Regions from separate parts of the Homo sapiens genome. Here region 1 is linked to region 2. Evidence: read pairs that join two places in POLR2A ChIA-PET (ENCODE). Cell type or tissue: CD4-positive, alpha-beta T cell. All regions are shown on one strand. Links, peaks and the distances in the headings refer to the core of each region. The heading gives the core; the rest is flanking DNA. Region 1 overlaps RARA (retinoic acid receptor alpha). Region 2 overlaps MSL1 (MSL complex subunit 1).

The links. Peaks named below come from ENCODE experiments on the same cell type or tissue, not always from the same donor. Only the 100,000 strongest peaks of a DNase experiment are listed, where the experiment ranks them.
Region 1: POLR2A ChIA-PET joins it to region 2 with 9 read pairs; 5 of 35 experiments call an interaction of 5 or more read pairs at or near these places.

What each region holds. Positions count from the first base shown.
Region 1 is chr17:40,337,071-40,339,976 of GRCh38, forward strand. The region is part of intron 2 of RARA (retinoic acid receptor alpha); the gene reads left to right. Among named protein-coding and RNA genes, the nearest start is that of RARA-AS1, 4.6 kb to the right of the region's middle. In CD4-positive, alpha-beta T cell, for the core only: no CTCF peak of the experiment used is centred there; a DNase peak (open chromatin) is centred at 1,191; H3K27ac peaks cover 1,258 bases.
Region 2 is chr17:40,133,820-40,136,651 of GRCh38, forward strand. MSL1 (MSL complex subunit 1) reads left to right here. Exons shown (of 9, transcript NM_001365919.1): 8 at 8-80; 9 at 460-2,832. The coding sequence ends at 550. Among named protein-coding and RNA genes, the nearest start is that of CASC3, 5.3 kb to the right of the region's middle. In CD4-positive, alpha-beta T cell, for the core only: no CTCF peak of the experiment used is centred there; no DNase peak of the experiment used is centred there.

The sequences.
Region 1 (2,906 bases), core at 229-2,728, 200 kb after region 2:
CAGGGGCTTTGTCTGTGTTTTACAAATTTTAATCCCTGCAATCCTGGAAGAGGGACATTATCCCCACTTACACAGAGGACACAGTGCTGGGGGAGGTTAAAGTACTGCAGAATCATGACTGTAGGATTGTAAAGCTGGGCTGTTTTCCACCATCTACATAGGCAGCTTTGAGAGTGGATTGTGGGGCACACTCTTGGGTGTGGGAAGTGTGGGGGGTGGGGCTTAGTGCTGACTGAAACCCCCTTCCCCACTGTAGAGGCCCTTTCTCTGCCTTAGAACCTACCTTTCCCCGGTAGGGGGTGTAGGGAAGGCCCAAGCCATACCCCCTCCTCTCTGTTTTGGATCCTGAAGGCTGGAGAGAAAGAAAGATAAGGGGCCTGGGCCAGATCTCCATCCTGTCCTGGAAGCTGTGGATACAATCTGTTCACACCATCCCCACCCCCAAATCTGCCCGCTGTAGCCCACGGGAGTTTGCAGAACTCAGCGGGCACCCTCCCCCCGATCTCCAGACACTGAAGGAACAGAATGTAAAAGCCACAGTTCTTATTCTTAATTTGTTTCAATTTGTGGATGGAGGCAAAGAAGTTGCAAGCCATCAACAGAGGAGCCGGGGATGGGAGCCCCAAAAGGGTGGCTGCATGTTTGCTTCGTGTGCCTAGAGACTGGGGAATGCCCGAGGGTCTGGGTGAGCCCCAGCAGAAGGCAGAAAGGAGGAGGTTGTGTCCTTCCCTTCTTCCTATCCTCTGCCACTTCCTCGCTGTTGCAGTCTGTGCATACTGCCTCCTTCCCTGCTTCCCACTCTTTCCCTGGACAATAGGAGGGACAGCCCAGGCGGAGGGACAGCCCAGGCAGAGGGACAGCCCAGGTGGAGGGAGTGCTGCCTAGCAATGCCTTTCTTGGAGTCCGAAATGTAGAGTCAGACAAAAGAACATGACATGGAGTTTTTAATGAAAATGGGGTCCCTCACCTTTTATCTCCCAGCAAGGATAATGCACAGGTTCCCTCTGGACAAGATCCCAGCATAGACGCGGGGAGGGAACTCAGGGAAGGAAGCCCGTCTTCCTTTTAGGTGGGTCAGGGCCGAGGTATTGTGTCTACCCCATGCCAAGGGATGTGTTGCTTATGGGGCTGTACCAGTGCAGGCCTGCCTGCCCTTTGAGGGAGTAGTGTCTGTGGGAAGAGGAAGTGGTTTCCATCTCTAAGTCATTTTGGGGCAGTGCCTTCTTCCTCCTCCTCCTCTGTGGAGTTGGGGCACAGCGAGGGATTGGGCCTCCCAGGGTTGACTGGAGGCCACTCAACCTTTGGCTGTCAGAAATAGAGGTGCTCCCCTCCCCATTTTGACTTCTGGGTTGCTGGAAACCTCAACCAGCCCACAGACCAAGGGCCTTCCATGGGCAGGAGTCTTAAAGGACAGTTCTTCCTGTGTGGCCTTGGGCAGGTCACCCAAGCTCTCTCCAAATCTGTTTCCTCCTCCTTAAAGCAAGACTTCTGGCTGGGCACGGTGGCTCACACCTATAATCCCAGCTACTCGGGAGGCTGAGGCAGGAGAATCACTTGAACCCGGAGGTGGAGGTTGTAGTGAGCCGAGATCGCGCCATTGCACTCCAGCCCGGGTAACAGAGCAAGACTTGGACTCAAAAAAAAAAAAAAAAAAAAAGCGTGGGCACGGTGGCTCATGCCTGTAATCCCAGCACTTTGGGAGGCCGAGGTGGGAGGATTGCTTGAGCTCAGGAGTTCAAGACCAGCCTTGGCAAGATAGCGAAATAGCGAAACCCCATCTCTACAGAATATACCAAAATTAGCTGGGCATGCTGGTGCACACCTGTAATCCCAGCTACTTGGGAGGCTGAGGCATGAGAATTGCTTGAATCCGGGAGGTGGAGGCTGCAGTGGGCTGAGATCACACCACTGCACTCTAGCCTGGGTGACAGAACGAGACTCTGTCTCAAATAAATAAATAAAAATAAAAAAATAGAGCAAAACTTCTAATCTCTCCTTGGCTGGGCGAGTTGCCGTTAGGCCACGGTCGCCTGCTTCCTGCTGAGGCCCTTGGTGAGTTTCACGTACCCAGCAAGGCTGTGATAGTGAGGGGCAGGGTAGAGCTGGGTACTGTCTTGGGGGATGGTGCCACTCTATACTGGGAGCCAGTGTCCACCTGGCACTGGGCCTCATGATTTCCTGTTTGTTGTCCCCTCCAGATGGGGTTGGGGACAGGAGGGGGCCCTGCCTGGCACAAGTGGGGGCCAGTTTGGCCTGCACCTGCTGAGGGCTTACTAAACGCAAAGCCCTGAGAAGGAGCTGAGGGAGGGATAAGGCTGAGCAGGATGGGGCCCCAGGCCTGCAGACAGCTGCCGCTGGAGGCCCCCCAGCCCCAGCTGCGGGCCAGAGCCTTCCTTGTTTCCCACTTCTCCCACTGCCCCAGGACACTGTGTTCTGCTCTGACCTGCCCCATGACCTTGCTGTTGCCCAGAACGGGCCTCTTGCCCTAGCTTCTCCTCTCCAGCTCCGGAAATCCTATCTATCCTTCAAGGAACATCTTGAATGCCGCCTCTTCCCAGAAATCTTCACAGATGTTCCCCCTTGCTTGCCACACTCTGCCTCCCTACTTAGAATGCCTGTGGGTCCTTATTTATTTTTTAACAACACTCATCTCGCTACCCAGAAGTTGCTTCTCCCCTGTTCCTGCCATGAGCTGTAACCATTTGGGACATCTTTTCCTGACCACAAGGTCTTTGATGGCAGGGACAGAGTCTCAGGTCCCTTAGCGCCTTGCAGCTGTGAGCGCAGAGCCTTGCTCCATCATTTGAAAGATCCCGAAGGCATGGAAGCACTCTGTCCTCTTCGCCATTAGTCTCATCCACTGTCAAGATTTGCATACCTGCCCCCAGACCCCAGCATTCCATCTG
Region 2 (2,832 bases), core at 1-2,500:
CCCATAGTTGAAAGTTTGATGATTACCCCCTTCTTGCCTGTTGTAGCATTTGGACGACCATTACCAAAATTAACTCCACAGTAAGTATACATTTTTTTTCTCCCCTTCCAGGTAACCTGCACATCCTTTTCAGACTTCATGGAAGCCTAGATATGAGGTGGAACCAGGTGGCTTAGGGATAGCCATGGGTCTTTGACAGAAATGAGGCTACCTGGGCAACTAGCTTTTGTAATAAGATTCCCAAGCCAATAATTAGGAGTATTGCTTTTTGAGTTAGAAATAGATGATTCCATCACTTTAATGGTACACAGTTGCTCTGGCTTTGAGGCAGGAAAGACACTCCAAACTAGTCAGGGATAGGAGTGGTAAGGGACATAGTGACTTTTTTGTAGTTGCTATCATGTCCACACTGAATCCCTTCTAGTCTTGCAAGTTGATTTCCTCATCCTTTTTTGCCAGGAATTTTGAGCTACCCTGGTTGGATGAGCGTAGCCGATGCAGATTGGAGATCCAGAAGAAGCAAACACCTCACCGGACGTGTAGGAAATAGCTGTGCTGGCAAGAACCCTGTCTTCAGATAGTTGTAGCATGCCATTCCCGAGAGTGGCAGAGACCTGTATATGTGACCTTTGTCCTCACATATGTTATCACTCGCTGATAATACCCTTTCATACTTCCTTGACTTTGTTTTCATTACTCTGATTTCACAAAAACTCTTTCATTCGGCTAATTGTGAGTTATGGAGGGTGATTGGGATTTCTTTTCCCTTTTTTGGGAAATGGGCTCTCAAGCTAAAGCTATAGGATGGCAGATTCAGAAGTTTCAGGGGTCTGTTTCTATACATTTGCCTATGTTAAAGGGGTAAAAGGGCTCTCTTCATTAGACATGTGGAAGATGAAGCAGCCCCTTCCTTTAGAGCTGTGCCTGCATGGCACTCTTCTCACCCTGGTACACCCTCCTTATAGTGGGTATAGTGATTTTTAACCCTAAAATAAAACAAACAACCTCACCATGAGCTTTAGGACCAGAAGAGGAATGACAAGTGAAGCGATGAAGCAAGCCATCTTCACAGAGTAGAAAAGACATCGGAGAGTTGGTAGATAACTGTCTGAAAAGATAGTTGTTCATTTGAAACTATTCTGTGATACAGTCATGTGGGAAGGGATGTTTGGCTGTGATTATTTTTTCAGTTAATGGATAACAATTTCTTTACTGCTCAAAAACCAAAATCTTTGGAAAAGAAAGTGGGGATGGTTAGTTTCAGAACAAGTTACAGCTGTAAACAAAAGCACTTAGTATTTGGGATGGCATGCCAAAACCTGTATAAATGTCCTTGTATCACATCACTTCTCAAGTATTCCTTCATTGGGCTTCATCCTTTTAGCAGAACTCTTGGTGGTGGGATAGAGACTTAGGGAGGGTAGGGGGAGAGTGTGGAAATAGGTGCTTCCTTTGGCTGGCAAATGTCTACATCTTGAAACAAACAGATGTACCTAATGAGCTTCTCCATTCACTTTGTAAAAATAATTTGTATGTGTACCATCTTGGTCCTCTCCCCTCCCGTTTTGTTAAAATATCAGGATAGCACTCCCAGGCCACTTTGGTCTCAGTGTAAGATCCCTATTAACTATCTGAAAGGAAAATAGAGCCAAGACCTCTGGTCTCAAATATATAGGAATTGCCTTTCTTTAGTCTTCAGGACTATTGTGTGAAAACAAGTAGGGGTCTAATCTCCTAGAAGGTAGGGGCTTTTATCCTTAAAGAGAATATGTCCCCAGATTATTAGCACTTTTAGAGGAGAAGCCAAGGTATGTAGGGTGTGTGGCTGGCCCATCAGTGGAGCACGAAGAGAGAATGGGATACCATTGTGGGAAGAGAAGAAAAGTTCCTCAGGGGCCTCCCACTGCTAAAGTTTTTTGTGAGATGTTGATCTGTGCTTCCTGGATTTGACTTTTAAAGGAATTATTCTGGCAGCACATGTAGTATTCTTGGATGATCTTGCTGCTCTTATTTCTCCTTTTGTGTGTGTGTGTGTGTGTGTGTGGCTATGGGTTTTCATTTGTAACTCCATCTGCTTAGGAGAGTGGGCTCTCTATAAGGGAACCTGCTGTAAACTTCATTGCAGCAAGGATGTAGAGAGAAATAGGACTTAATTCCACTAGGGGCTCTCATCTCACACCTTAAGGAGGAGATTTCTAGAAAAACTGGGCCAGATTTTCTTTGTTCTCCATCATTTTAATGTGGCAGGCTGTTCAGTTTTCTTACTCTTACCTATGTGATATTTCTTCGTAACGTGTCCAAAAAGAAAAAAGACCCAATCAGTGTCTCTTGACTTTGTTCTTTGATCCCTCAGTTTCTTCTTGATTTCAGCATGTGTCGGGTTCCTAATTTTGGGTATGAGTTAGCAAATTTAACCATTGTGTTTGTGCCCTACCCAGGGGACTCCCCAGTTTCTGACTTGAAGTAGACTGAGAAGAATCCACGAGGTGCTATCTGGCCAGATTTAAGTAGATTCTATTTCCTTGGTTCTCCCTCTCCCTGAGGACCTCTTATTTTATTGTCCCCTCTTCTAGGTTAATTCTCCTTTGATTTGACTTTGTTGAGAAGGAGGTTGGACAGTAGATTAGCAAAGTTCCAAGTGCAAAATTACAGTGTGTTAGAGTGTGGGGGGAAAATTAGTCTTATTTTTCCCTACATGGGATACAACACTGTGAATTCAATCTTCAACTGAAGGCCCTGCAGTTCTCCTAAAACATAGTTGTTTGTTTTTCTTTAACAAAGTTTAAGCTAGTGTTAATAAATTAAAAAAAATTGCTTGTCTGTCTACTTCAG